Linked DNA regions of Mus musculus: region 2 is linked to region 1. The links are chromatin contacts, found by Hi-C or POLR2A ChIA-PET in ENCODE. All regions are on one chromosome and are shown on one strand. The core of a region is the stretch at or near the end of the contact, and the rest is flanking DNA. Distances in the headings are between cores, read along the strand shown. Region 1 overlaps Utrn (utrophin). Region 2 overlaps Utrn (utrophin).

Region 1 (5,088 bases), core at 1,517-4,016:
TATATATATTGATCCCCGACACAGATTAAATAAGTCTCTTTTCATATCTACTGACTCAAGATAGCATGCATGAATGTCACATAGAATCTTTTTAAAAACTACCTGCACAGAAAAGTTTGCCTTAGTTATACTACTAGTTGAGTTAACCAACTTAATTGGTAGTATAACTACTAGTTAACAATATACCATGTTACTTGATCTTTTACAAAGAGAAGTGTACTTTTTTTTTTTAATTTTTTTTTTAAGGACAGGATTTCTCCGTGTAGCCCTGGCTGCTCTGAAACTTGCTCTGTAGACTGACTAGCCTCAAACACAGAGATCCACCTACCTCTGCCCCTCTGCCCCTCTGCCCCTCTGCCCCTCTGCCCCTCTGCCCCTCTGCCCCTCTGCCCCTCTGCCCCTGCCTCTGAAGTACTGGGGTTAAAGCTGTATCCCCACCACCACCACCACCTGACAAGAAGGATGACTCTTAAAGACAGAATCACGCCCTCATGCTAGAAGGATAGTGGAGGCAAATGTGGGTCTGAGGCCCAGTTCTTTCCTTATACAAGGACAACTACTGACACAGGAATAGATGTTTCTGGAACCACAGCTTGTAACTCCAACTTATCTTCACCTTATCTTCTCTGTATACGCCAAGATTTCTGCTCAAGGACATTGTGGGGTTCCTATGTGCCCTCATTACTGACTCTATATCTCCTACCTCCTGCTCCTGGGATGTTCTGGGGTTCCCATGTACTCCCAATACTGACTTGAATGTAGCCTTTGCCTCCTGCTCCAAAGACATTCTGGGGTTCCCTGGGCCCCCACGAATGACTAGAATGAAACCCATTAGAACTAGAATAACCTCCAAGTCTCCTTTGCTCCTTACCAAAACTTACACTTCCTGGAAACAGTGATAGAAGTCACACGGTACCATGACTAGAATTAACACCATAAAATATACACCAAGAAACTGCTAAAAGGGTAAAAAAAAAATTTATATTATATGTGTTTATTGCAATAATAAAAGAAAAATGAGTTTCTCCTCACAACCCTTCTTCGAGACAGAAACCTCCATGACTATCCACAGGGACTTCCCAGAATCGATCTACTCTGGGGTGGACTTGAACCAGTGGACTGGCATCAGCCTCTTTCCCAACTAAGATTACCACAGCTGCTCATCACTCACTCCTACTGAGAGCAGACTTGTCCATAGGGTTCTGTGCAGTGTGATAGGTGAAAGACCAACAGACTAACTAGTGTGAAGAGGGCAGTCGGGAGGAAGGCCTTACCTTCATTTCCTCCACCGCACTCTCGAGTTCTTCTGGAGATTTGTACTCGAAGTCCCTCTCCAGGTAGTCCTCTTCAGCCTGTGCCATCCACTCCTGCATCTCAGCCAAATCCTTTTTCAAGTTCAGGGCTTTTTCTTGACTATCTGACAGCCTGCTTTTTTGAATAGCAATCTAGGAAGGAAACGCCAATTCCACTCAATAAATAAATTTTAATACGTTAAATGCCAAGTTCTACCCTTTAATATTTAAAGGCACTGCAATAGATTTCCAGTCTTATTTTTTAACATTTAAATAAAACTTTTAAAGCATCCTGTGCTGGTGCTGTGTAATGTAAGAAAGGATGAAAATATAATGACTTCTATACAACATTTTAGACATGAACCTAACTAGAAGATATCTAATATAACTCTGAAAATAGGGTTCACAGCTGGTGTTTTTTCTCCCTGGCAGCCTGCACTGTACTCCCAACACTGTGAAAGGTAAGCAGCAGAAACTAACTAGGTTTCTGACCTTTTAATTCCACATTAAGGAGCTTCACCTATAGCGATAAAGGTATGAACATCAAGTAATTTAATTGTAACACTGTCTATTATATAAAAAATAAAACAGGAAGCAGAATTCCCATGGTGTGGCCTCACATTCTAAACTGAGCCTGGAGTTGGGCACAGTCACACATTCTTGTAATATCAGCCCTTGGAAGGCAGAAGCAGGTGTGTCTCTGTAAATCCAGGGCTAGCCTGCTCTACAGAAGAAGACCTGTTCTCAAAAAAATGTTCTTAAAAATAAGGGGAAAAAACTGAGGATGAAAAGAACTATTACAAAAGATGTCCACAAGGCATTACCCTATAAAATGTTGGTTAGAAAGTAGAAGGTAGGACTGGAGAGATGGCTCAGTGGTTAAGAGCACTGACTGCTCTTCCGAAGGACCTGAGTTCAAATCCCAACAACCACATGGTGGCTCACAACCATCTGTACAGTTACAGTGTACTCACATACATAAATCTTAAAAAAAAAAAAACAGAAAGTAGAAGATAGACGTTGGAGAGATGGCTCAGTGGTTAAGAGCACTTGCTGCTCTTCCCGAGGATGCAGGTTCAATTCCCAGTCCCCACATGATGGCTCACAACTCCTCTGTAACTGTAACTCCAGTTCAAGTTCAAGAAAATCCAACACTCTACATACACAGACATACAGACAGACAAAACACCAAGGCACATAAGTAAAGTGTTTTGTAAAAGAAAAAGGAGGGGGAGGAGAAGGAGAGAAGGAGAGAAGAAGAAGAAGGAGGAGGAGGAGGAGGAGGAGGAGGAGGAGGAGGAGGAAGTAGAACATATATTTGAAAATAGCTATCTGTCTGAATCTGGCTCAGTAACTTTATGAAGTACTTCAGAGGAGTCTGGGAATATTTTCAGAGCTCCTCACCTAACCACAAATGCACTTCGGCTGAAAGAGATGATCGTGTCACACAGGAATCGTCCAACCTTCCCCTGACACGTCCAGTAGCCTGCTCAAATTACATGTCTGAGTGGAGGCCAGAGCTGACAGAAACCGGAGGCCAGGCCAGGAACAGGATGGGCTCACAGGAATGTGGGTTAAGGAATGGTTAGTGGCTTTCCTGTTCCCTCCCTCCAAACAGGAGCACAGGCCTAAAAATAGACAAGGAACTTTTCTTTCCATGCCCACCCCGCAAGCTAGGGTGTGACTCTTCTAGGAGAAGCCACAATAGCACACAGTGCTCCTCTCCCTTGCTCAACACTTTAAGCAGCTCTTGATAAAACTATGGCATAGTGTGTGTGTGTGTGGGGGGGGGTAAAATGCAATGTAGTCACATAAATGTAGACTCTTGGTTTACATTTCCTGAACAACAATAAATATTATCATTTTAGTGGATCCATAGAAAAGTTGAAAATAAAATCCACAAGATCATAACTATAGACTTGGTATTTTAGGACAGTGTTAAATTCTGTCATGGTAGCATACATGAGACACATTTCTGTACATTTTAGTTTGACATGGCCTGTGTTTACTTATTTTTATTTTGTGTGTAGGGATATTTTGCCTGTACACAGTCTGTGTACAGACTGTGTAACTTTGTGAAGTACTTCAGAGGAGTCTGGGAATATTTTCAGAGCTCCTCACCTAACCACAAAGGCCAGAAGCGGGCAAATCAAGGTCACCTGGAAATGGAGTTCCAGACTGTTGTATGTTGCCAATGTGGGTGCTGGAAATGGAACCTGGGTCTTCAGCAAGAGCTGAAGGGCTCTAAACTGCTAACCCATCTCTCCAGCCCCAGATAGACCTATGTTTCCTAAGTACATTTGTGTGTATATATATATGTGTGTGTGTGTGTGTGTATACATACACACACACTATACAACTTTTTAAATTTTACTAGTGAGTGAGATAAACCGTCTAGAACTGATCTAAATACTTTCTGTACCGTAGATTTTATATTGTTATGAGCAAGTGGGTGAACAGATGAACTTGAGTAGATGGATGGATGGATGGATGGATGGATGGATGGATGGATGGATGGATGTGACAGATAGGAGATGGTAATGGTAGACAATGGATGGATGAAGATGATGGAGGATGAAGGACAGATGGATAAATGCATGGATACAGGAGACAGGGGATAAGTAGACGAATGGATGCTACATGGTTGCTTATTCCTCAATGTCACTTAGGAAGCTTGTCCTTTATTTCCTTAGATAAAATCCCCAGCTGCTTACACTGTCAGATTATAAAGCAGATACAGAAATACAAACTTGGATAGTGTATTCAGTGATATTACAAAAAAAGATTATTTTCTTGAGTTGGATCATGGCATCTTGACAAATGCCTATATTATAATATATGACAATAATTTCAAGTTCCTGTATGAAGCATATTTTCAGAGATACATAGAAAATATAATACAAAACTAGCTACTGATAAATCTTGGAATAGGTCCATGGGTGTTTCTCTGTAGGATTAGTATGATTTTTCTCCTCATAAAATATGTTCAAAATGAAGATGTTGGGCTAAAACAAGAACAAAACATTCAATCATGCCACCATAGGGTTCCTTCCCATTCCCTCCCCCACTGTCCATTGTCACTTCCTTCCCCACCTCGCCAGGGGATGCACTTTTCTTGGGGTCATCCGAAGTCGCTCCTGAGTTAAAGTTAAAGCTTGATTTTTAACTCAGATAACCTGACTCATGCCTCTAGCTTTATTCACCTCTCTTACTATCTTCTGCTTCCCATGCCCCAAGGGCACTAAGAATTTTAAAAGCTAAAATTTTAAAAAGAGGAAAAATAAGAAGCAGCCTTTGCATGCACAGAGTTACCTCCACCTCCATCCTTCCAGAACAGGTCTCATCCAGTTACCTGCTGCTAGGAAGCTTCTGCTCCTGGGTTCTTATCACTCAGAGAGCACCACAATCCACACAGAACACACGCACGAACGCACACACCGTTTGCCAATCTCTGGAGCCACCCAGAGCATCAGTTTTCCATCTGACATTGTCCTCCACCCAAGGCCTGTCTCTGTTCCCAAGGGATACAGCTCACACGTGCTATCCTGACCACAAACATGGTCTCTCCAGCCAAGAGTCACCAACTCTCAGACCTCTGCAATGTCCCAATGTGAGCAACTCCCTGACTAAACGATTGCCAAGAACTCTACCTTCTCTTAATTCTTGGCTGCCCCTCCCTGACAGCTCACCTGCCTCATAGGAATGCAAAAACTTTTCCTCTGGTCATTTCTGTGTCCCAGAGCATACAAAGAAGCCTAGCAACAGACACTAATTAAGAAAATACTACACTATATTT
Region 2 (5,088 bases), core at 1,626-4,125, 42 kb after region 1:
TTCCTGTTCCTACTTCACTGTAAGGTTTGTATGGGAATGCAACATTTCACATGTATTTGAAAATTGGGTATATGTGTCTGAGGGTTGTTGTATTTTTTTTTTTCAACCACTGCTACAACCACAATCTACATGTTTACTTTCTATGCTTCAAACCTTCCAGGCTATGGTTGCCTTCACCAATTCTTCAAGTGACTGTTCTGGGGGAAGCCTGGGAGTCACTTGAATGAGTTCTGGTGCTTTTAAATGTTGTCACCATTATACACAAGGGAGCAGAATAACAATCTCATGCCTTCACTGCAAGGACTCGAATGAAACAAGGAATGCCTAGCTAAGCCTGAAACCACACAATGAGGAGGCCTAACTGGGAGATACAACCAAAAACAGGTGCCATGCTTTGTGTCCCACCCCACCCCACCCCACCCCACCATGAATTCAAACAAGAATTTAACTAAAAAAGATTTGCATAAATAGTATCAAGAAGGTGGAAATTCAGATTGAGGATGGGCTTTGTTTCTGGTTAGGGTGGGGAAATCTGATGTTTTGTTTTGTTTTGTTTGGTTTGGTTTTAGGGGGGTTCTAAATCAGGGCACAAAGGTGGCCGATCATGATAAATTCTAATGGATTAAAAAATTAAGGCAGAGACACAACACACACATACACATGTTTCTGTTCTATTAGACATAGCCAAGGGAGAACATTTGTCAGGCTGTCTGAACTGCCAGCCTCCAAAACTGTGAGCTAAGTAAACTTTGTTCTCTATCAAGTAGCCTGCCTCAGGACCTTCATTACAGTAACGAAAAGATGATTAAAGGAGTCTACTTTTTTATACCCTTCTGTACAAACAAGGATGCCCAGGAGGAACAATACATGGACCTTGACCAGAGAGTGGATCTGAAGGGCATCCTACTTCTCAAGGTCTTACCTGTAACTGATCTTCCAGAAGAGCTGTGGCACTCTCCCCACTGTTTTCATCCACAATCACCACCATGTGAGTTAAGGAATTTACCTTCACCTGTTCAGCTTCAAGGTCATTTTGCAAACTCTAGAGGAAAAAAGAAAAGATAAACTATGATATCTGCTCTTCCTCATTTACCTATTTAAAAATCCGCTTCTTCACGATAGTAATTAAGGAACCTAATGAGGCATGGTATTGCCATTCCCAACCATTACCCTAAGTACCATACTAAAGAAAGAAACCTGAACACACCCTTACATTTCATTAGGAGCCAGAGTCTGCGAGTGCAACTTCAAAACCAATTGTAAATGTGTGACAATGTGTGCCATTTTCAGTCCTAATTCTTCCCAAAAAAACAAGTCGAGGTAGAAGAAGATGAGAAGGAAGAAGGAAAGGAGGAAAAGAAGAAAATCTGTGTCTATTCTAGGAATTAAAATAAAAATATATCCATATGCAGGTATCCCAGCACTAAAGAGGCAGGGACAGGAGGATCGCAGTGAGTGCAAGGCCATCGTGGTCTACATAGAAAGTTCCAAGTCAGCTAGTGGTACACAATGAGACACTGGAAAATAAAAAAGACAAAAATGTAGACCTGACTACTCTAAAAACCCAGAGTTTAAGCAAATAGAATCAGAGGTCATTTTCTGTAGTTCCATAATGTGCAAAATGAGGAAAAGGCTGTATGACTCATAGAAGCTATTCTGATTAGCTCCCCAAGAGAGCAACCAAGAACAAGCATATGGACACCTTCACTTCCCTCTTCCACAGGAAGAGAACAGTCATTAGACATCTGTAGAGAGTAATTGGTTTAAACAGTAGCAAGAGTATGGTGAAATGCCTCTTGGGTAGTGTTTCATGTGACCCTAAAGCCTTAGTATCAGCTATCTAGATGTTTCACTGATCAACAAAATTCTACCTTTCTTCTGCTATAAAAACCGAACCACTCATCTCAGAACCAAACCACACTGTCCACCATGTGCTGGTTCCTCACTCAGCACTTCATGCTCTTCTGAAAAGAGGTAACGGGGGGCTAGAGAGATGGCTCAGCGGTTAAGAGCACTGACTGCTCTTCCGGAGGTCCTGAATTCAAATCCCAGCAACCACATGGTGGCTCAAAACCATCTGATTCCGTCTTCTGGTGTCTGAAGATAGCTAGTGTACTTACATATAATAAATAAAGTAAATCTTTTTTAAAAAGAAAAAAAAAAGAGGTAACAGTCTCCCTGACAGGATTGGGTATATATCCTAATCCTAATTAAGTATAAGTATATATCCCTGTTTCTTTCTCCACCCACACTGTGTATTCCTGCCCATATGTTCAGGTTCTCATGCACTTGTGAGTCCAAAACCACCCTTGCCTGGCTGGAGAGATGGCTCAGTGGTTAAGAGAACCAACTACTCTTCCGAAGGTCCTGAGTTCAAATCCCAGCAACCACATGGTGGCTCACAACCATCCGTAATGAGATCTGATGCTCTCTTCTGGTGCATCTGAAGACAGCTACAGTGTACTTATAATAATAAATAAATTAATCTTTATTAAAAAGATTTATAAAAAAAATAAAACAAAACAAAAAAAAACAAAAAACAAACAAATCACCCTTGCCAAATGTGACAAATGTCACACACTTTCAGAAGAAAGACATGGACATGTGTGCAAAGCTGTCTCTTTCCAAAATGTCACCTCCCAACGAACACCTTCTGAATAAAAAGCAACAGGGAAGAAGTAGCCCAACTCCACACCGAGAGAAGCCATCAGGCCCCGGGTCAGCTCAGCACTCTTCCTACACAAGGAAGTAGAAAAGGAACAAGCAGCAAATTTACTTTATGTTCTTGAAGCAGCTTCTGCAGGGAGGGCAGGTCATCACCCAGCGGGAGGCTCTCCATCTTCTGAATGCGCTCTTCTGTGAGGGCCAGCCAGCTTGAGAGCTGCTGCAGCTGTTTCTTCTGCAGCTCCATCAGAGCGTCGTGCAGCCTGGCCAGGAGGACAGAGTGTCATTCCCTCGGGCTTGTCCCCTGGCACGGGCACCCACTCTGAGCACCAGGGAAGCGGGGGCAGGAAAACACAGCCTTGTGTACCCTAACCATCCAAGTAGCAGAGAGTCCATCAGTATAGAAACTAAGGGGGAAAGCTCTGATTTGATTCATAACTGGAGTTCATTAAGGGCAGTCAGGAATATAAATAACAGCTCCCTGTATTCAAAACAGAATCATTGTTTCTACACTCAGGAATTCCTGGCGTATTAAATTGGTGGAAACGGCACCGGAACGCGAATCACAACGTGGAAAGTGAAACAGACCATGGTATAAGCCTGCTCTTTAAACTGTTACAGACCACTGAACAGTAAGTAGGCCCGTGGCACACTGTCCTGTGGTGACAGCCTCAATGAGGGGGCTGTCTAAATGAGGTTAACCTGAGGCCTTGTCTGTGGGGAGCTGCATTGATTATTAACCTAATTGATATAGGAAGGCTAGTCTGAAACCGAGCAGCACCACTCCCTGGTTGGGGCCCTGGACTGTATGAAAGTAAAGAAAGCCAGTTGGGCACTAGCATGGGCACAGTCATTCTTCTCTGCTCCTCACTGTGCAGTGACATGACTACTGAATTCAAGCTCCCACTCCTCGGGGGTCCCCAAAATGAGACCAAAACCTGGAATTGTTAGCTAAAATAAATCCTTTCCTCCCTTAAGTTGCCTTTTTGGCCAGGGTGTTTTATCACTGTAACAAATATAAAATTACAATATCACCCATGCAAAATATAACTTCCCCTCTTACTACCCTCTGCATTCCAACTGTCCTCTATGATCTTGACAGAGATGAGACTCACAGAGCGGTGTGAGGACAGTGGAAGGCTTGCCCTGTACTGATTTTAGTCACAGCCCCGCAGGCCTGTACTTGAGTGTCACTGTGCACTGTGGTCTGGGGAGTCAGGCTCTCGGTCCTTGAGCTCCACTCACCGGGACTGCCTCTCCATGCTCTCCACCCGGAGCGCCTCCCACCTTGCATTCAGCAAGGTCATCTGTTCCTGGATCTCAAACTCCTCCTCCTCTGACAGAGTCCCTTGTGTCATCAGCTGGTTGCCAGCCTGCAGGACGCTCCCCACGCTGCTCTGGTGTGCTGTCAGCTCCATCATAAAAGTCTAGCAAAGGAGATTGTGGTAGTTAGTGAGTCACTTGCTGCGAAGACATGAAACAACAAACTGGTAGTGCATAAGCCCAACAGCAACGCCCCAGAGAAAGGAACCTGTGCAAAGCAAAGACGGAGGAGGCTTTCACCAAAGGTGGAAAGCTCTGAAATGAGAGATTTGGTATTAACCATAACTCAAGAGAAAGCTAGATCAAAGAAAACAATGTTATGGATGATAATAGTAGATTTTAAAAGTTTTACAACTATTCATGGGTGTGTATCCCCATTCACCCGTGAATGTGTCCATGTACACACACCATGTTCAGCATTTCAACACACATATAGGGAATCACAGGACAGCTCATAAGAGGTGGATCTGTCATTCCACCAAGTGAGTTGCAGGGACCGACCTTGGATCATCAGTTTTGCAGCAAGCACCTTTAACAGCTAAGCTATCTCTTAAGTAAATGATGATTATGTTGTTAATGTAAAAATAGAGAAGAAGAAGAAGAAGAAGAAGAAGAAGAAGAAGAAGAAGAAGAAGAAGAAGAAGAAGAAGAAGAAGAAGAAGAAGAAGAAGGAGAAGAGGAGCTGCTTACACACACACACACACACAAGAACCCACTTAACCGTAAAGAATTTCCCATAGAGTGAAAAATCATGATTCTATCTCTAAATAGCAGGTAGCTGCCCTTGCATAAAATCGTGCAGGAACACTGGATATAACACTGGCTTAATCAGACAACAAATAAAAATACTGGCTTTTAGGGTAGCATGAGAAACCTGATTATTTGGGATACTAGTTGGCTATGTTGATTTGCAACTACAGCTCAATATTTCAAAAAGGAACAATGTTCACACTGATTTAATCCTCAGTTCTAAAAAAATACACAAAATGTCACAAGACTGCCTGAAATCTGATTCTCATGAACTGTCGATCACTCCAGTTTTCTAACAAAGCCCACGTAAATAATGCAGGCACTACATCATGATCTTTTTACAGAGCATCA

What was found. Hi-C counts contacts between places; a loop is a spot of excess contacts on that map. ChIA-PET counts read pairs that join two places held with the same protein, here RNA polymerase II (POLR2A).
Region 2: POLR2A ChIA-PET joins it to region 1 with 15 read pairs in Patski. The contact joins two enhancer-like sites. A Hi-C loop is called at or near these places in 1 of 37 maps with a recorded cell type or tissue (heart). POLR2A ChIA-PET finds 5 or more read pairs at or near these places in 3 of 5 experiments (Patski and embryonic stem cell).

Annotation. Positions count from the first base shown.
Region 1 is chr10:12,692,090-12,697,177 of GRCm38, forward strand. Utrn (utrophin) reads right to left here. Exons shown (of 74, transcript NM_011682.4): 25 at 1,275-1,445. Among named protein-coding and RNA genes, the nearest start is that of Utrn, 170 kb to the right of the region's middle. Within about 2 kb of position 2,767, at least 1 of the 3 ENCODE cell types and tissues checked has a DNase peak (open chromatin) inside an H3K27ac peak, as active enhancers do; it is heart, where a contact is called at or near this core.
Region 2 is chr10:12,734,176-12,739,263 of GRCm38, forward strand. It overlaps Utrn (utrophin), which reads right to left. Exons shown (of 74, transcript NM_011682.4): 10 at 3,910-4,091; 11 at 2,777-2,927; 12 at 923-1,042. Among named protein-coding and RNA genes, the nearest start is that of Utrn, 130 kb to the right of the region's middle. Within about 2 kb of position 2,876, at least 2 of the 3 ENCODE cell types and tissues checked have a DNase peak (open chromatin) inside an H3K27ac peak, as active enhancers do; they include heart, where a contact is called at or near this core.